Regions from separate parts of the Homo sapiens genome. Here region 1 is linked to region 2. Evidence: read pairs that join two places in POLR2A ChIA-PET (ENCODE). Cell type or tissue: A673. All regions are shown on one strand. Each heading gives the region's core, and the rest is flanking DNA. Links, peaks and the distances in the headings are about the cores only. Region 1 overlaps SIX1 (SIX homeobox 1). Region 2 overlaps PCNX4-DT (PCNX4 divergent transcript).

The links. ChIA-PET counts read pairs that join two places held together with the same protein. Peaks named below come from ENCODE experiments on the same cell type or tissue, not always from the same donor. Only the 100,000 strongest peaks of a DNase experiment are listed, where the experiment ranks them.
Region 1: POLR2A ChIA-PET joins it to region 2 with 8 read pairs; 2 of 35 experiments call an interaction of 5 or more read pairs at or near these places.

The regions. Positions count from the first base shown.
Region 1 is chr14:60,641,640-60,646,040 of GRCh38, forward strand. SIX1 (SIX homeobox 1) reads right to left here. Exons shown (of 2, transcript NM_005982.4): 2 at 1,782-4,401. Among named protein-coding and RNA genes, the nearest start is that of SALRNA1, 4.6 kb to the left of the region's middle. RefSeq lists an enhancer at 2,265-2,827. In A673, for the core only: a CTCF peak has its summit at 2,508; a DNase peak (open chromatin) is centred at 2,182; H3K4me3 peaks cover 2,299 bases; H3K27ac peaks cover 1,940 bases.
Region 2 is chr14:60,082,671-60,087,071 of GRCh38, forward strand. The region is part of intron 1 of PCNX4-DT (PCNX4 divergent transcript); the gene reads right to left. Among named protein-coding and RNA genes, the nearest start is that of PCNX4-DT, 6.9 kb to the right of the region's middle. In A673, for the core only: no CTCF peak of the experiment used is centred there; no DNase peak of the experiment used is centred there.

The DNA.
Region 1 (4,401 bases), core at 163-4,162, 560 kb after region 2:
GCGCGGTGGGGACACACACTAGTGCGCTGGCTTCGGGCAGCTGAAGGAGGTAGTCTCCGAGAGTTTTTAGAGTCCCCTCCAAGGGAAAGCTTGGAAAAAAGAGAAATGGAGCGGAGAGAGCACGTGGGCTACCAGCGACCACCCTCACCTTAAACCTAACCCACCTGTCCCTGTCAACGCCACCCTAACAAATCAGGGCAGAAGGTGAGCCGCGACAGCCTGACCCGAAGCGCGCTGCAGACCTAGGCTGGTGCCTTCCCCTTGGGGCCAGGGCTGTGCGTGGGGGACAAGGCCGCTGCTCTCCCTAGGGCCGCTGGCTAAGAAGGAAATACCTGACCTGGCCCCACCAAGAAAGTGGAGCTCCTCCACCCCCAGTTCTGCTGGAGACACTAGAAGCCAGGGCCCCTCTCTCTGCCGCGGGAAGTTCTAGCGACAAGCCCAGAAAGTGACGTCCTCTCTACCTGGCACCCCTCCTCAGAGCGCGCGGGTGAAGAGTTTGGGTCCGAAAACCAAAGCCAAGACCCCAGGAAGCGAAGAAGGAGACAGGAGGTGTCTGAAGCAAGAAGGGCACTGGAGAATCGGCAGCAGGGCCTAGGCCGCCTCCGAACCAGGATCCAAGGCCTGCGCCATCTGCCCTGTGCGGGAAGCGCGGGGCCTGGGAGGCAGGGAGCGCTCACACCTGCGGTCGGGCAGGAGGCGCAACGCGCTGCCAGGGCGGCTTTATCCTGCCGCCACAGGGCGGGGACCAGCCCGGCAGCCGGGTGTCCAGCGCCGCTCACGTGCCTCGCCTGGAGCTTAGCTCTCAGACTCCGAAGAGGGCGACTGAGACTTGGGCCTGGGAGTTGGCTTCGGGGTACCCAAGGCGACGACAGCTGAGTTGTACCACGAAGCTCAGGCCGAGGCCTCCTCCCTTGTCTGGCCTTCGAATCCATACTGGCAGCCTCTCCTCTCAGGCACTCCGCGGGCCGGGCCACTAGGCCCCCTGCTCCTGGAGCTGCGCTATGATCCGGGTCTTGAGATGCGCGCGATTCTCTCTGAACCGGTGGAGAGGAGGCTCTGCCCCGCGCGGAGCGAGGACAGCGGCGCCCGAGCTTCCCGCGCCTCTCCAGGGCCCAATGGCAAGAACAGCCTCCGAAGTGCGCGGATGACAGGAAAAGATCTTCAGTTCTTCTGCCGCTAGAGAAGTGCGGGATACAAGCCTCTATTGGATCCACAACCTGGAGTCCTGCCTTCGGACTTTGCCAAAGACTTGCAGGCGGTGGGGAGGCAGTAGGAAATGAAGCCCCCTCCAGCCTCAGCCGCCGCCGCGTTCGGTGCAGCAGCAGCAGTGCCACTGCCACAGAGCAGAGGAAGGCCCGCTCCGCGCGAGTTCTGTGCCAGGTGTCCCGTTGGCCCTCAGCGGACAAGGGAGAGCCGCTAATAAGGGTCGCTGCTCAGCAAACTCAGAGCTCATCCATAAGTGCCAACGCCACTGCTTCTTTCTGGAAGCTTCCACTCCGGCCCGGGGTCCGGCCCCAGCCACGCTGTCCTAGCCCAGAGAACAGGTTCAAGAACGGTGGTGCCCAGCCCCAGCGGTGCCCTTCTCCGTCCCTGTAGCTCGCTGGGCTCTTGAGCCCCTACCCACTAAGCCAAAAATTCGGGAACCGGGAGCCAAACCCCTTGGCCTCTGAGAATTTAGGAAGCTTCGTTTTCAGCCAAGAGGTCAAGGCGAGCAGAGAGTGGGGACTCGAACAATCGCGTGTTTAGGTTTAAAACGTTAAAAAATAAACATCACTCGAGTGTTTTTTTTTTTTTTCATTTCACTTGGCACAATGCTGTATGGTTTCGTCCTACAAACTATTTATAAGCCGTTGTTCATTACTTTTGGCTACCGTTATGACATCTGTAGAGGAGAAACGAAAAGTGGCTTTAGATTCAGTTAAACTGCGACGCCCAGAAGGTAAACTGGAGGTCCCTTAACAGCTGGTTCTCGAAGATTTCCTCGAGGGAAGAAAAAAATATGGTTAGTTTCCCCTAATGATCTCTCTGAAATGATTGCCAAAAAAACTCAAAGCAATATCCAGCTTTCTCGCCTCCTCCTGCTCGCCCCTTTTACCCAGACTGAGCCGAGGATGGCGGAAGGAGGCACATTGTGCAATTTCTTATTAAACACATCTGGAATATGCGCGCTCTGGATTTAGTGCCAGGGGTTTTACAAAGAGTTTATGACTGTGACAGAAAATTGTCCTTTTAACAAGTTTACAAGCAGTAATCACGGGGGCTTTTACAGGACCAGCGCTCTTGCTCCTCGCCGGATCTGCAGACATTTCCAAGATTCACCAACTAAGGGAGCAGGAAGTGGGCCGGGGCGCCCTGCGAGACACAACTTCCACGAGCCTAAAATTATCCCAGGCGGAGCTGGGAGAGTGGAGGGTAGTCACCGGAGTAGGAAGAGACGGCATGTAAGAAATTAAAGTAATTGGCCCTTCCTATTTTCCAGAGAGATTTCCGCAGCGTCCTTTGAAGCCTGTCAGGGTCATTGAAAGCTATCTTTGTGCAGGGTGTTTGTTTTGGGGAGTGAATGTGAAGAATGTGAGGAGATTCCCTGTGAGAGCCCCTCCTGCAGAGGGTGGCATTTCTCCGTGGCCCAAGACAGGGAGAATAAACACCCTAGTGACTTAAATAAACACCGACTTAATGATCCAAAACACTAACAAGGGAGATTGGGACCCTGAGCTCCCAAACCAAATGATGGTCTCTGAGTGGCTGTGTGCACATCTGTCCATCACTGAGGGGGAAAAACGACTTTATAAGTAAAAGTGTGTACAGTTAAGTACAGTGACCATTTCTCCCTGGAACTCAAAGCTATTTGACAGTTTTAAAAAATAAGGCCTTGATTTCCCCAAGCACACCTCAGTTTTCTAGACCAGAACAGAAATAGGAAAGAGTAAGAAAGAAATAATATATTAATGGTGACAATTATAGATGGGAAAAAATCAAAATTATGAAACTGTCATGTCAGAAAATAAATAGATTCTCCCTGGGGAACAATATTTTACAAAGCACAAGCAAGCCAATCCTGTTATCCTGAGTAGAATTTTAATAAATAATGCCATTTGTTTCACTAATTTTAAAAGCTAAATACAGAAGATACATCATTTTGCCCCAGGCAAAAATAATATGGAGCCTACATGATTACTGGGATTTTTCTAGACACCATCCGGCAGCACTGCAAAAGAGCTCCTGTCCTGCTGGTCTGCTTTCTATTTGTACAAATTAATTCACAATGTTTCTATCCTTGTTCTCCTTCCCTTTTTTGTCTTCAAGCAGATAAATTATTTTTACTTTCACAGTCTTGTCATAAACTTGTTAACACAAAAGAGCTTAGTTAACATATGAATGCTGTGAAGAGATAGTGGTAAACAAAATTGCATATCTAAATAATAGAAGTTAATAAATACCCCAAGGCTAAATTCACTCTTTCTGTCATATAATTAATCTAGTTACTACTCTTGGTTCAGATGATGGCCTTCAAAGTACCCTGCAATTCACAGCCACCATTAAGTAAGAAAGAAAAATATATTTAAAAAAAAAAATAGGGCCCAATGACAGCAATACACCACTCACCTTTCAGAAACAGAATCATACTCCTGGTGTTCTACTAAGTTTTAATTTAGACTGCTTTAGGTACAATAGAAAAGAAACCTGAAAACACATGCTGTTTTAGTAACAAATACCAGGTTGCCAGATTCGTTGGCATACCTTTGCAAACTAGAAACTAGAAACAGGAGAAACCCTTTACAGGAGTAGGCTACAGATATGAAAGCTTTGAGGGCATGAGTAATGGCATTCAGGAAAGTGTTTTTTCACATTGGTACATTTTTAGAGTTTGTCATTTAAAAAAAAAAAACCCAAGAAAACAAACAACAACCAAAAAATCCCACTAAATTTGACAAAAATAGTTGCATTACTAATGGTCACGTCTATTTCTGTCTCACATAGAGAGCATTAAGACATTTAGGCACTTGTTTTTTCCTCCTAATACTGGTCTTTTATTTTAATCTACATTAAATTGTTTAACACTAAATATGAAAAATGTAAACTTAATTTTTCCTCATCAAAGAAAGTTATAGATTGTATTTTTCCTGTTCACCTTAAGAATGTAATCAGTTCTTCTGAGCCTGGAGGCTCTTATTTTCACTATTTTTATCTCCCTTTCTCTTTCTCTTTCCATTTCCTTTCCCTCTTCACATTTCTCCATATATAAATTAAAAGGAAATAATGAAAATCCAGTTGATTTGCAATTCCCATTCATTGAAAAAAAAGAAAGGCTGCTGAAACAGGCGTATCAGTTGCCCAGAACTCAGACTGGGTGCCTGGGTGCTTTTGTTTGTTTGGGTTTTTTTTTTTTTTTTTCCCTGA
Region 2 (4,401 bases), core at 274-4,273:
ATAGTCAACCAAGGGGAAATACTATAATTTTCTTAATCATTGAACATTCAAGTTGCTTCCAATTTTCCAGTATTAGAAATATGCAATAAATACATATGTACATAAATCTTTACTTCTTTTGAATCCTTTGCACAGAAAAGTATTAATCAGTTAAAAGTATGCACATTTTTAGAGTTGCCAATATGATTAAATTTATTTTCAAAGTGATCATATATATTTGTATTACCTCAGCACTCTCACCAGTGGGGCCCATAACGAGAGGTACTGGTACTCGTTCATCACTAGTCCTCTAACAAATTGTCTATCATCTATAAATGTTCACTAATTGAGTTCATGAGTGAATAAATGAGAATGCCATTTTACTGAAACCTCAATATCACTGAATCTTATTTTGTTTGCTAGTTTAAGACAGCTGGTACATTTTAGGCTATTTTAAAACTGTTTAAAATAATTAAAAACTTGGCCATTGAATCAGAAGGTCCATAAAAAATGAATCTCCTTGCCAGCATAAAGGTCTTTCTTGGTATTTAAACATTTTTCTATACATTGCCAAGTGTAATGTAATTTCATTCTATTATAATTTTTCTTTCTAAACACAAAAATATTATTATGGGAGCACTTTCCTAACTTGCCAGGTTTTGCCATATCAGGTAACTATAACCTCTATTTAGCATTTGGTATAAGAAAATGAAATTGTATCAGCCACACTCAACTCATCATAACTGAAACGCAATTGGTTCTAAATTTTTCTTATTTTGTTCATTTCTTTTTATTGTGAATTTTCTACCCATTAAGATGAAAGCTCTTTGAAGTTAAATCTTTCTTTTTCATCTCTATCTGCCAAATTGGTTAGCACAAAATTTGGCACATAGTAGGCATCAATAAATATTTCAGGCATATTTATTATGCTCTACAGTTGATTTTTGTTTGATCTAATTGAGAATAATTTTCAAGAATCATGATAAAAATAAATCATATATGCATTAAATACATATTACAAGGATTTCTTTATGTTAAGGTAGAAGAATAAAATTAGCAGATAGAAAGGAAGGCTTAAACTATCCTGGTAGTCAATGTAGTATTCAATTCTTTACAGATTGTAAATTATAATGGTAATGGTACTAGAATTATCAAATTTTCCCCAAAGCAATCTTCAAGGCTAATCAACATAGACAATCACTCTTTTCATTTCTATAGCAATAAGAAAATTTTAAGCAATATCTTTTGATGGGAGTTGTCTTGAAAATTGCTTAGTCAGGAGGCCTTATTTTAAAATGCAACAAGCCTGAAATATTAAATGTAATTTGCCATGCAGCCTAGAGAAAAGAACGAAGCATTTGGTACATTTTTCCTAATTGTTTCTGATTGCTGCCTGGGTAGCTCCAGCACTTCATGTTCAAAATCACCTTTGAGGGCTTCAACAACGTTGACTACTACTTTTAATCAAAAAGAGGCTAAGTATAAAATAATTTGACTATTACATGGCAGAAATCCTCATAATAACTGGCTTTAACATTTTTACTTAACTGACCTTAAAGAAAGAGCCCTCAGAAGGCAAACTGTTGGTACTTAATGAATACTGATTAACGTGACACATTACTGGATGCTAATATTCACAGAAATCACTGTCCCAAGAAAAGTGGTCAATACTGAAGTAAAGAGAGTTCGTTTTCTAATGATAACCATGTTTGCTTAGGTCTGCTTAGCATAAAGCTCACTCTTAAGTTTGTTATTTAAAAAATTTATGCACTTTAAAAAATGTATTTGCATAAAAAATAAAATTGTATAGACTATCTTTATTTCCACAAATAGCATGATAAAACTAACAGAAAAATAATATAGAAGTAGAAATATACACTTACATGAAAATTTAGAGACAGCCCGATCCTTAATATTACTGAGGAGAAAACGGAAACCTAGAGATTGACTTGCCCAACATAAAATTATCAAGTTTCTTGCAGAGCTCAAATGGTAATTCAGATCTCATTATTTCTTGTTAAATATGCTTTCCATCACCTTATGAACATCATTATCTTTTTCTTTCACACTAAGAACACTGTTTTCTTAATCAGTTGTTGAGTTCATGCTTTGACGAGGAATGAGGAAAATAACTGGTCTAGTAAATGGAGATCTTGCAAAGAGGACAACATATTTCAGAGTGTTCTCAGGTAGGGCTGCTTTTGCTTCTGAAAGGAAGGAATCATTCCATTGTCTTTGGAAGGAGGCATCAGTGGATGCAGTATTTGGGATATAATCAAAAGGAGGGGAAATGGGCTTCAGGCCCTCCTGGTTCTTAAAGATTGTTTACTGACTCATAAAGCAAATGCTATTCGTTCTGTGCATCAGGAGAAATGGAATAAAAATTCTAGAAGAATCCACACTATATTCAGGTTAGTACTTTTAAGATGTACTATATTTTTAAAGAATCTGTACATTGGGGAAAGAAGGCAAACATAAATAAAGGAAGTCTTCTCATAAGAGTAAATATAAGTTTTAGGTTTTCACAGCCTACTGTTATAGCCCAGAGTACATTTGGGAATATGAATGATACAGAAACAAGTTGCCCAGGGATACTGAATTGTGCAATTCAGGGTGTATGTTTCTACATGAATTTGACCACTCAGAATAAAAAAACTGTCACTGAATTTTTGCAGTACATAGTATGAGTAAGTTTTTTGGTTTTGTTAGCTGTATTAGGCAGGGCATACATGCTCTTAAAGCTTGCCTCTAAAATTTTATTATTTTCATTATTTTGATGCCAGGAGAAAAATTATCAGGGAAAAAATTCACAGGGAAAATAATGCATAGGCTAGTTTTATATAAAAGCCACAAATAAAAACAATCCATTGTTTCTTACTACATGGTTATCTCTACAAGTATATGCATCTCTTTTGTGCATACTGCTCTTTAAAGGTGTATGAATTTTCTACCAATTACAAAGTCTTGTAGGAGTAAAACTGCTGTGTAATAAAAACATGAATCAGATATTTGGCTTGGGATTCATAAATAACAGAATTTTAAAAATTCCGTGGGATTAATAATTATTCTAATATTTATTTCTATATATTGGTTTTAATTTAAACTAAGAGTCTAAAACACAGCTCTGGTAAAATGAAAATATTTTAAAGTACCAGCATAAATGTTATTAAAATCATTACACTTTAAAACTATACTGTTAAAAACAAACAACACCTAAAAATTTCCTACAGTAATACTTAGTCATTGCTGATTCGACAAAACACAGCGTATTTTATTTTGCATGTTATATATAACATATACTTTACATATGTACAAATTTTTGTATACATAAATATCTGTATATATACACTAATATATTTTTACACATATGCTAAAATTTATATTTTACATGCATTTGAAAAAATCAAATAAGCTTCAGAATGTATACATAAATTCAGTAAATGTTCTCATTTACTATATAAAATGAACTAATTTTAAAGATTTCAAAAGATGACCTATTAATCTAATACTGCAGTGGTCTAGTATCCTACTGTCTGATTATCAAAGCTCAAAATTTACCAATATACCAAACAAATCACAGTAATTTTCAACTGTAATACAACTCTAAAAAATAATATGGCCCTTCTCTTCCTATGAAAGCATCAATACTTTAATTTCTTTATTCAGAAAAACAATTTTTCCAAATATATTCTGGATAAAGGTACTACTATAAAAACAAAAATCCACTACACCTCTATACTGGCTATACAGTGGCTAAATCACTTAATGGCTTGGTGAATTTTTTGGAGGGTAGGAGTATTGCAGCCAATTTAATGTTTTTGTTTTTATTTTTTTATTATTTAAAGATTATAAAATAATATATATTATTTTAAAAATGTATTAACAGCACAAAAGAGTATAAGGTAAAAAGTGAAAGTTCCCCTTCCGGTCAAATCCCAGTTAATCTCTTGAGGTTAAGATCTGCTGTTTCTTATGTGTCTTTCAGAAATATGCATATATAAAACATGCTCATGCTTACATTCAGTTTAACATAAAATCATACCATGCAAATCATAATTTTTAATTGTTTTAATTAACATAAGTTGGACATCTTTGCATAGGTGTACATGCTGATATATCTCCTTTTTATATAATCTATTTAACCAGTCCCCTATTGAAGACTGTTTTGTGCTTCTTTGATATTACAAATTTTCTAGTACAAACACCTGTAGTAGCAAAAACACAAAACAGTCTTCAATAAGGAATAGGTTCAATAAACTTAAATGAAATCCTGCGTCAAGGGGAACTCCATTTTAAATTTTGTTAAACACAGCCAAGCTAAGTTTCAAAAATGTTCCTCTAATCTACCATCCCACCAAAATTGGTTTTTGTTATTTTATGCATAAACTGTTATTTGCTAAATGTGGTTTCATTTCCCATTAA